Regions from separate parts of the Homo sapiens genome. Here region 2 is linked to region 1. A link is a loop called in an ENCODE intact Hi-C map of the cell type or tissue named here. Cell type or tissue: PC-9. All regions are shown on one strand. Links, peaks and the distances in the headings refer to the core of each region. The heading gives the core; the rest is flanking DNA. Region 1 overlaps PHF6 (PHD finger protein 6). Region 2 holds the start of CCDC160 (coiled-coil domain containing 160).

Region 1 (5,381 bases), core at 251-5,250:
CAGGTTCGAGCAATTTTCCTGCCTCAGCCTCCTGAGTAGCTGGGATTACAGACGTGCACTGCAATGCCCAGCTAATTTTTGTATTTTTAATAGAGATGGGGTTTCACTGTGTTGGCCAGGCTGGTCTTGAACTCTTGACCTCGTGATCCACCTGCCTCAGCCTCCCAAAGTGCTGGGATTACAGGCGTGAGCCATCGTGCCCGACCAAGATCTGAACTTTTAAGAAAACTTTTACCCCAAAGTCCTTGTAAAGTATATGCTGAAAATCTATCTTTAGTAAGAAATTATGCTGGTGGCTGCGTGTTTCATTTCTTTGTGTTTTTTTTTTTTTGTGAGACAGAGTCTCGCTGTGTTGCCCAGGCTGGAGTGCAGTGGCGTGATCTTGGCTCACTGCAAGCTCCGCCTCCCGGGTTCACATCATTCTCTGCCTCAGCCTCCCGAGTAGCTGGGACTACAGGTGCCCGCCACCACGCCTGGCTAATTTTTTGTATTTTTAGTAGAGATGGGGTTTCACCGTGTTAGCCAGGATGGTCTTGATCTCTTGACCTCGTGATCCGCCTGCCTTGGCCTCCCAAAGTGCTGGGATTACAGGCGTGAGCCACTGCGCCCGGCCTCGTTTCTTTTCTGTTTTCTTTTTCTTTTTTTTTTTTGAGACGGAATCTCGCTCTGTTGCCCAGAGTGCAGTGGCACAATCTCGGCTCACTGCAACCTCTGCCTCCTGGGTTCAAGCGATTCTCCTGCCTCGGCCTCCTGAGTAGCTGGGATTACAAGCACCCGCCACTACGCTTGGCTAATTTTTGTATGTTTAGTAGAGACGGGATTTCACCATGTTGGCCAGGCTGGTCTGGAACTCCTGACCTCAGGTGATCCACTCACCTCGGCCTCCCAAAGTGCTGGGATTACAGGCGTGAGCCACTGTGCTCGGCCAGCTGCGTGTTTCTTTAAGGATGATAAATGGGATCCTTGATACTGTCATATTATAAATGATGTGAGCTTGGTAATAGTAGTACATTTTGTGATCACCAGGCTTTCTGTTATATTTTTATTCACATCTGTAGTACTTTAAAAAATGCCAATGTGTTAATAAGTAACCAAATTTAAAATACAAACTTTAAAAATTATTTAATAGTTTGTTTCTACTTAAATTTATATAAAACCAGGTTAGTCATGTTTATATATAGTTAGCCAAGTTGAACTTGGTCTGTAAAAAGTATGCGAAAACTCTGATACTGAGTTCTGACTTGTTTCAAACCTTTTCAAACAGATGGTTTTGATACTTTTACTAGCAATATAAAATGGCTTAGATGTAATCTGCGATTGTTCTATCCCTTCATTTAGATTAGAGATCTTTAAAATTTTTGTTCGCTTTTGAGAATATGTTGCTTAGAATTATAATGGTTTGAGCACTGTTGTTTTAGGAAGCTGTTTCTTTTATGAAGATTTACCTAATTATTGGTATTCGCATGTTAAAATTGGTGGCCCTTTTTGATCTCTAGATCTTGGCTTTTATAATACAAAACAATATAGTTTCCACTTCTGGACTCGAGATTAGTCCAGATACTTTAAAGTGTTGGTTAAAAATACAGTCGTTAGCAAAATCTAGTCTTTAAGGTAAACATGCTGGATAAATAATAATTTTTTTGAGGTGATAAAATATGACGGAAAAAACCTTAGTAGTGCTTTTCTTCTGTTTTCTCCTCACTGAATTCTAGAATTGAATTGGAAAATCCTTTGTGAAAGATTGAGTACGCTTTTCCACCTTCCATTATTTCAGATTTTAACAGTGCATTTATTTCATTCTCTTTAAGACTGTAGTGGCCCTATATGGTTTTTTTCTTAATCTATTTTTAATTTTTGTGAGTACAGAGTAGGTGTGTATTTATGGGGTACATGAGATATTTTGATACAGGCACACAATGTGAAATAAGTACATCATGGAGAATGGGGTATCCATCCCTATTTCAAACAATCCAAGTTAAGCTGAGGATTGAGACTATGTTATGCTGTATGTTAAGCTGAGAATTGAGACTCATGATCTGATGAATACAAGTATGAGCACACTGAGACAGGATATTTGAGATAATTAAGAAGGATGATTAATATATACTGATTATGTAGATAGCTCCCATTTTATTCCCTGGATTTCTGAAGCTGACAGTACCATCTAGTGGTAGGGAGAAGTCACTGCAAACTATATAAAGTAGAATAATTTTGGCCATGTTTTAGCACTGTGACACTTAATAGAGATCTAAATTCATACTTTTCAAGACAACTTTTCTTTTACTGTAACTGGCAGCATTATTATAACTTCAGATTTGTGCTACAATTAATTTGAATTTGGGATTCGATGTGTACGTCTATAGAACAATGGGCGGGGGGCTTGTATCATTTTTATATATAGTGTGTTTATACTCATTGTGGACCTTGAAAGAATAATTTTATAATTTAAAGTATTAAAGCTTTATATTTATTGATTTCTGGCTTTTATCACATTGATCTAGCTCAAATTTAGTTGATTTTGAGTGCTTTGTCAGAAACAGAACTTCCAATTATTCCATTGTTCTAATGGGAAACATATGTTCTCCTTTACGATCATGGTTTATGATGGGAGGTTATAGGATTGTATTTCAGGGACTGTCTTTTAAGAATTGTACTGCACTAAAAAAAAAAAAAAAAGAATTGTACTGCACTAGTCTCCAGAACAAAGATGAATTAATATCTATGGTAATGTCTTGGTCATTTGCCATCTGTGGCTCAATACTTACTTTGCTAATACTTAATATGATAAATGCTATTAATATATAATTCATTCTGCCATGTTAGCTTTATATAAAATGAGCTGTTTTGAAATATTAAATTTGAGAATAATTGCATAATATAGCAATTCAATTTTCCCATCACAAATAAAATATTATTGAATATTAAATACCTAAAACCTATGTCATCAGTTTTGCTTCAGGAAAAAATGGACTGTGAATTTGAAAAGCAATTTTAAAAATCTATATGGAGTTTATAACTATCATTATGTCACTAGGTTATTAGAATGCCCGTCCCAGGAACTGTATGTATTTACCTGTTAGTGGTGATGGGCTTAGATAAGTTGCCTATAAAATGATTCGAAACATATAAGAAAGCATTTCTGGGCTGGCACGGTGGCTCACTCCTGTAATCCCAGCACTTTGGGAGGCCAAGGCTGGTGGATCACCTGAGGTCAGGAGTTGGAGACCAGCCTGGCCAACATGGTGAAACCCCGTCTCTACTAAAAATACAAAAATTAGCTGGGTATGGTGGCACACATCTGTAATCCCAGCTACTCAGGAGGCTGAAGCGGGAGAATTGCTTGAACCCAGGAGGCGGAGGTTGCAGTGAACTGAGATTACGCCATTTGCACTCCAGCCTGGGTGACAGAGCAAGACTTGGTCTCCAAAATAAAAAGAAAGCATTTCTGATAAAAAAAATATCTCCCCTATCAATGGTGACAGTTAACTGAGGACAGAGTCCTTCCGGAATTATATACAAGCTAGTAAATATATTTCAGCTACTATTTTCCAGGCCTGTTAGGTAATTGGAGATATAGGGATAAATTAGATGGGTCTCTGCCCCAAAGAGCTTGAAGTCTAATATGAGAGATGTACATTAAATAAATAGTTGCACAATTAATAGGTTACAATTGTAATAAATGCCATGAATGAGAAATTAGAGTGCCATGAGCAAATGTTTGGGGGGACCTATGAGGAAATTTCATTTAAATTAAGTCTTAAAAGACTAAAGAGGATTGGAGGCACATTCTATGCAGAAGGAACAGGATCTTTGAAGACTTAGACAGGAAGGAACTTGATGCTTCCAAGGAATTGATAGAAAGCTATGTAAGTAAAAGATAGATAGAGGCAGGCATGGTGGTTCATGCCTGTAATCCCAGCATTTTGGGAGGCTCCAGTGAGGAGATGGCTTGAGGCCAGGAGTTTAAGACCAGCCTGGACAACATAGCGAGACCCTCTCTCTACAAAAATTTTAAAAATTAGCTGAGTATGGTGTGCACCTGTAGTCCCAGCTACTCGGGAGGCTGAGGCAGGAGGATTACTTGAGCCCAGAATTTCAAGGCTGCAGGGAGCTACAATCATGCCACTGCACTCCAGCCTAGGCAACAGAGTGAGACCCTGTCTCTTATTCAAACAAACAAAAATGATAGGTAGAGTGGCATATGAGGTTGGGAGAAGAATACATGGGCCACAATGGTAGGGATTTTGAATATTATCCTAAGAACAGCAAGAGGTAATTGAGGGTTTTAAGCAAAGAGAATGGCTTGTTGCAGGAATCCTGGTTAGTAGTGATAGAAGGCTTGGACTAGAGTTGTAACTACGGAGATGAGCAGAAGTAGACAAATTTGAGAGAGTGTTTGAAGATAGAATTGATGGGACTTAGTAGGTGCATCCAATATAGGGATAAGGGAAAAGAGATATTGGAGATGACTCCAAGGTTTCTGGCGTATCCAAATGGGTGACGGAGGGTGCCACTTGCTTAGATAACAGGAGAGGTAAAGTAAGCTTATGGGGAAAGTTGATGAGTTAAGTTTGAAAGATCAAGTTTGAGGTACCTATGAGCTAGCTAAGTGGGGATATCAGAGAAGCAGATGGATTGATTATATGGTTCTTGTTCTCAGAATAGAGATCTTGGCTAGAGATAGAAATTTGCCAAGTGTGAGTATAGATAATTGCATCCTTGTGAGTGGAGGAAAAATCCCCTAAGGAGAGCGTTCAGAAGAGGAAAGGGCCTAGGACTGAGCCTTGAGGAACTTTAACAATTAAAGGCTTGGTATAGAAGGATGGGCCTGCAAAGGGAGAGAAAAAGAATGGCTAGAGAGGTAGGAGGAAAGTCAGATTAGTGTTACATCCTGGAAACCAAAGGAAGGAAGAGAGTAGTTCCTGAAGGAACCAAATGGTCAACTTCGTGGGCTGTTGAAAAAGTATCCATTGGATTCAGTGACAACGGAGCCATGGGTGACCTTAGAAAATAGATTGGGTAGAGTAATAGGGGTAAAAGCCGTATTGATATGCACCTCGATAAATGGGAAGTGAGAAATTGGAGATTTGTGGCATGGCATGTTACATACATGTCAAAATCCATAGAATGTACCACACTAAGAGTACCCTAATGTAAACTGTGGACTTCAGGTGATAATAATATGCCTATATTTGTTCATCCATTGTAACAAATGTACCACTCTGGTGTAGGATGTTAATAGTAACACGGGTAAGCCTCCTAATATGTTTGCTTGTAAAGGGGCAGGGAATAGTTAGAAGGAAGTTAAAGGGTGGCTTTTTTCCCTTAATTAATAGACTTTATTTTTAGAACAGTTTTAGGTTTATAGCAAAATTGAGCAC
Region 2 (5,381 bases), core at 300-5,299, 160 kb before region 1:
AGAAAGAAAGAAAGAAAGAAAGAAAGAAAGAGAAAGAAAGGGGGTCTTTACAGATGCAATCAAGTTAAGATGAGGTCATATTGGATTAGGGTGGGCCCTAGGCCAACAACTGGCATGCTTATAAGAGGAGGAGAATTTGGGCACACAGACACACACAGAAGGAGGATGGCCATGTGAAGACACACAGACACATAGGGAGAAGACCATGGGAAGACGGAGGCAGAGATTGGAGTGATGCATCTGCAAGCCGTGCAGGGTTGAGGATTGCTGGCAACCACCAGAAGCTAGGAGAGACAGATTCTCACTCAGAGCCTCTAGAAGGAACCCACTTCAAACCACCTTAGTTTTGGGCTTCTAGGCCTCCAGAACTGTGAAAGAATAAGTGTCTGTTGCTTTAAGCCACCCAGTTTGTGATACTTCATTATGGCAGCTGTAGGAAAAGAATACAGCGGGCAAGTGTAGAAGCAGGAGGCTATTGCAAGGTCCAGTCAAAAGATGATGAGGGCCAGAGGAGGGGTGGTAAAGGCGGAAATGGTGAGAAGCTGTCAGATTCTGCTCTGTTGCCCAGGCTGGAGAAGCTGTCAGATATTAGGAAGGTACGGCCAACAGAATTTGCTGATGTATAGGATGTGGGGTGTGATAAATGTTAGCTATTATTATTATCTGCACAAATAGTTTATCCACATATAATATATGCTTATAGGCCAGGTGCAGTGGCTCACGTCTGTAATCTGAGCACTTTGGGAGGCTGAGGCGGGTGGATCACCTGAGGTCAGGAGTTTGAGACCAGCCTGGCCAACGTGGTAAAACCCCGTCTCTACTAAAAATACAAAAAATTAGACAGGTGTGGTGGCACACGCTTAAATCCCAGCTTCTTGAGAGGCTGAGGCAGGAGAACCGCTTGAACCCGGGAGGCAGAAGTTGCAGTGAGTTGAGATCACGCCACTGCACTTCAGCCTTGGCGACAGAGTGAGACCCCGTCGCAAAAAAAAAAAAAATATATATATATATAATTATATATATATATAATATTATATATATATATACACATACTTATAAATGTATATGTTTTCATTGCCCCAAATAGCCCAGGTTTGAGGCTACTGAAACTAGGATCATTTTCCAGGGCAATCAAAAGTAGCCTATTTTGCTGCATGATCCAAGAAAAAAATCACATTACTTCTCTGAGTCTCAGTCTCCCACGTGGTGAAATGAGAAGGTTGGGCTCCATTGTATGACTGTATAATTCTATTAATACAATATCAAGTGCTTTGTTGCCTTAGTATTGGTAAATCTTCCAGAGGATAGTAAACGTTTTCTGACTTACATATTTGAAAACCTATCTCCAAGTCTGCAGTAGCTTTGAATAACAAAACTCTCTGTCCTAATCGTTGTTGATCCTCTGCCATTTGATACCGATGGTACAAGGAGTGACCCACCATATTTAAAAAGATAATTACGGCAAGACCAAGGTAATCTTTGTGCCTTTTATTCACGAATATGGGGGTGGTGTGGAGTTGCTTGGTGAGAATCTGAAACTCTACCTGAAATAAAGGTTTGGAATTCTGGGTCTCAAGATTTCTGACTCCATTTTCCAGAACACACCCTGAATTATCACCATCAGTGTGTTTGTATTTATATTTTAGGAAAGTGATGAATGTATAAGGCAATATAATAATAAGAATAGCAAACAGTTGTATAGGATTTATTCTGTGTCAAGTACCGTTCTAAGGGTCTTAAAAACATTAACTCACTTGATCCTCACAACACTCATGAGTTAAGTCCAATTAGTATTCCCATTGTACAAATGAGGAAAGTGAGGCACGGAGCAATTAAGAAAGATTCCTTTATTATAAGGGATCTTACCTCCAGCAGAAATAAATGGGATCCTTTTAAAATAATTAAAACAAATGATAGGCCAGGTGCGGTGACTCATGGCTGTAATCCCAGCACTTTGGGAGGCCAAGGCGGGCGGATCACTTGAGGTCAGGAGTTCAAGTTCAGCCTGGCCAACATGGAGAAACCCTTTCTCTACTAAAAATTAAAAAATTTAAAAATGAGCCAGGCATGGTGGTGCGGGCCTGTAGTCCTAGCTACTCTGGAGGCTGGGGCAGGAGAATCACTTGAACCGGGAAGGCAGAGGTTGCAGTGAGCTGAGATCGCACCACTGCACTCTAGCCTGGGTCTGCACTCCAGACTCTGTCTCAAAAAAAAAAAAAATACATGGAAGATGCACGGCAATTTGGAGACTCAACGTCAAGGAAAGAAGTTCTGTCAGAATCCCACAAATTAATTCTGAAGGAGTCAGTCAATAATAAAACACACATTGACATTAGGACTCTTCCTACCTCCAACCCTTGTTGACTTTGGTTCTCTAAGGAGGAAAAAGGTGATTGAGAACTAGGCCTCAGGGCACCTGGAAGAAGCTTTGCCAGCTCTCAAACACCTGTTACATCCGGTTCCCAAGAAGTTTTGAAGCTTTGAAATGTATCCTGGTATTGTTCCTAAGTCACTCCCTTGCTAGGTCCTTGATAAATTAGACTGGCACGTTTAAAAAATTCTTAAACCTCCTTTCACTTGAGATCCCAAAGCCAATATTTCCTTTCACCCTAATGCTTCCTAGAAAATACTAGCTTTCCTAAGAATCACTCTTGTTACTATTTCAGACACCCCAGACCCACGGTTTCAGGTCCCACAGCCTGGGTCAAGTCCATCGTGGTGATGGAAGAATTAGTACTGGGCAACCAGGCTAATCAAAATCTGAGAAGATATTTATTTATTTATTTATTTAGAGATGGAGTCTCACTCTGTCACCCAGGCTGGAGAGCAGTGGTGCAATCTCGGCTCACTGCAACCTCCGCCTCCCAGGGTCAAGTGATTCTCATGCCTCAGCCTCCCGAGTAGCTGTGACTACAGATGTGTGCCACCACACCAGGCTAATTTTTTGGTAATTTTTAGTAGAGATGAGGTTTCACCATGTTGGCCAGGCTGGTCTCGAACCCCTGACCTCAGGTGATCCACCCACCTCGGCCTCCCAAATTGCTGGGATTACAGGCATGAGCCACCGCGCCCGGCCTATTTATTTATTTTTTGAGATGGAGTCTCGCTCTGTCACCCAGGCTGGAGTGCAGTGGCATGATCTCAGCTCACGCCTCCCAGGTTCCAGCAATTCACCTGCCTTAGCCTCCCGAGTAGCTGGGACTACAGGTGTGCACCACCACGCCAGGCTAATTTTTGTGCTTTTAGTAGAAATGGGTTTCAGCATGTTGGCCAGGCTGGTCTCAAACTCCTGACCTCAGGTAATCCGCCCACCTCGGCCTCCCAAAGTGCTGGGATTACAGGTGTGAGCCACTGCGCCTGGCCTAAGTCTAAGAAGATCATTTATTGATTCAACAAAATACAATGTTTAAAATCTATAACACAGTGAAAAGCATGGGCTTGTCACCCAACCAAATCCTGGAAGTTGTGAGCAAACTTTGAAGTAGGAAGACAGTACTTTGGGGACAAATAAAAGGAAACAATTTCACACTGTCAGTAGTGTGGAACTAGTTGCCCCCAATGGGTTTTAAATTCAAGTAGGGTGCAAGAGTGGTTTAGAGAAATTCCTGAGTGGCAAATGAGGAAACCATGGGCTCTCTGAGATACAAGCCCAGTCTTCCGTAGGGGCATAGCCACGGCACAATGCTCTCCTGACCTAACGTCCTTAAAACCTTGGTCAGAAGTCAGACCATTGTGCTAATGCGTGAGGGTGTGCGTGGGGATGGAGGGTGGGGTGGAACTCCTGCATAGTTAGCAACCCTGCACCAAATCCTGGCAACCTTCCAGAGCAAACCCTCCACCATGTCATGCTAATAACAGCAGACCTAGGAACTGACCCTATGCCACGCCGTCTGGACCCGCATACAGTCATAGTGTCCAGGTGGCTTTGTGAGTCACCCAGACCCTCCGAAATAATCCCACTGCGGGTGGGGCTGCCTTGCAGTTTCTGGCCCCTTCCCACCCTGACTCAGCTTTCCTTCCACGAGCTCCTATTTCTTGCCGGGCAGAAGCCGCCGCGGTACCCGCTTCACCGGGCATGCTCAGTCCTCCGGCCAGGCTTTGACTGCGGGACGCCAGCGTCCGGCCCCCTGCGCGCGTCCGGAGTCCGGGTCCCTTTAAATCGGGCAGGCTCGTTGCTAGGCAACCGCGCGGCCCGCGCTGGCGCTGCACTGCGGTGGCTCAGCCCGGAGCCGGCCCGGCGGGGTCGCGGTGGCCAGAGCCGAACGGGGGGCTGCCGCGCGCGGGTGGTGGTTGTCTTTGAGGAAGAGAGGTTCGGGCTCTCCAGACGGCATCCACGCTTCCAGGTATGTCTGCGGACGGGAAAGCCCGGGCTCCCCCGGGCTCGCCCCTCTTCTTCCCGGACACAGGGGGCGAAGGGGCGGGGAGCCAGGGGCAGGCGCCCAGGTCCGCACCCCAACCCCCACTGCAAGTTATTTCTGTCCTTAGAGCCCCAGGCCGGGGCTGGAGAGCGTTTGGGAGGGAAAGGACCAGGACGTGGGAGTGGCAGTGCGGAAAGAGGAGTGGGGTCAGGCCTCTCCCGCCGCCCGCCAGCGACTAGGTCGGGACTGGGGAGGTGGAAAGTGTCACCTGCAATGGGGACCGAAGCAGCGCCCCGACCCCGAGCCACCTTCTCTCCTCGGGAGGCAACGATGGCAGGAGTTTCAGTTAACAATTTACAGAGAAAACTCCCAAACTATGCATACAAAGATACAGCTTTGTAGCAAGAATGTGACTCTCATACTAATAAAGTCTCAGCCTTCGGAATTAAGGTGACTCCCCGTATCTTTTCTTCTAGAAGGAATAACTTCACACTAATAACAAAGAACTGGGGAGTAATAAGCATTCACGGGGCCCAGTTTTCAATGGTACTTTTCTTCCCCCTCAATAGCTGCCAAGCAATAGAGAAGACAATTTGTCCCGGGAAGTGGACACTTTGGCCCATATATTAGGACCCTGACAGATGAAGGCAAAAATCAGGATGACTTCCCTTTTCGATGTTTTTTTGTTTGTTTGTTTCAAATTAACTACACTCTGAGGGAGGGAGGCAAGGCCTGGGCTCCAGCCTTTTGCTAATGCGGTTCCTGGCGTGCTCATTAACAACAAGCCAGGGTGGCTCCTTTGCTCAATAGGTGCTAAAAGTGAGGAGGTACTGTGTTGAATAAAATTTCCTCATGATTCTTGTCCCATTTGATATCTGTATGGCTTGGGGAAGGAAGACTTAGTGGCATAATAGTTGGGGAAATGGGTTGACAAAAAGAGAAATTACCTCTTAGTGTCTGGTATCACATTTCAGATAGACCAAATGACATTCTAAATATATCACTTGTCTTTTTTTTTTTTTT

What was found. A loop is a pair of places that touch in the nucleus more often than their neighbours do. Peaks named below come from ENCODE experiments on the same cell type or tissue, not always from the same donor. Only the 100,000 strongest peaks of a DNase experiment are listed, where the experiment ranks them.
Region 2: a loop joins it to region 1, with 5 times the contacts of the local background. A loop is called at or near these places in 5 of 110 quality-filtered maps.

The regions. Positions count from the first base shown.
Region 1 is chrX:134,394,226-134,399,606 of GRCh38, forward strand. The region is part of intron 5 of PHF6 (PHD finger protein 6); the gene reads left to right. Among named protein-coding and RNA genes, the nearest start is that of PHF6, 24 kb to the left of the region's middle. In PC-9, for the core only: CTCF peaks have their summits at 2,159 (motif pointing left) and 2,360; a DNase peak (open chromatin) is centred at 2,206.
Region 2 is chrX:134,233,001-134,238,381 of GRCh38, forward strand. It overlaps CCDC160 (coiled-coil domain containing 160), which reads left to right and starts at 4,182. Exons shown (of 3, transcript NM_001353453.3): 1 at 4,182-4,343. In PC-9, for the core only: no CTCF peak of the experiment used is centred there; DNase peaks (open chromatin) are centred at 2,451 and 4,131; H3K4me3 peaks cover 1,718 bases.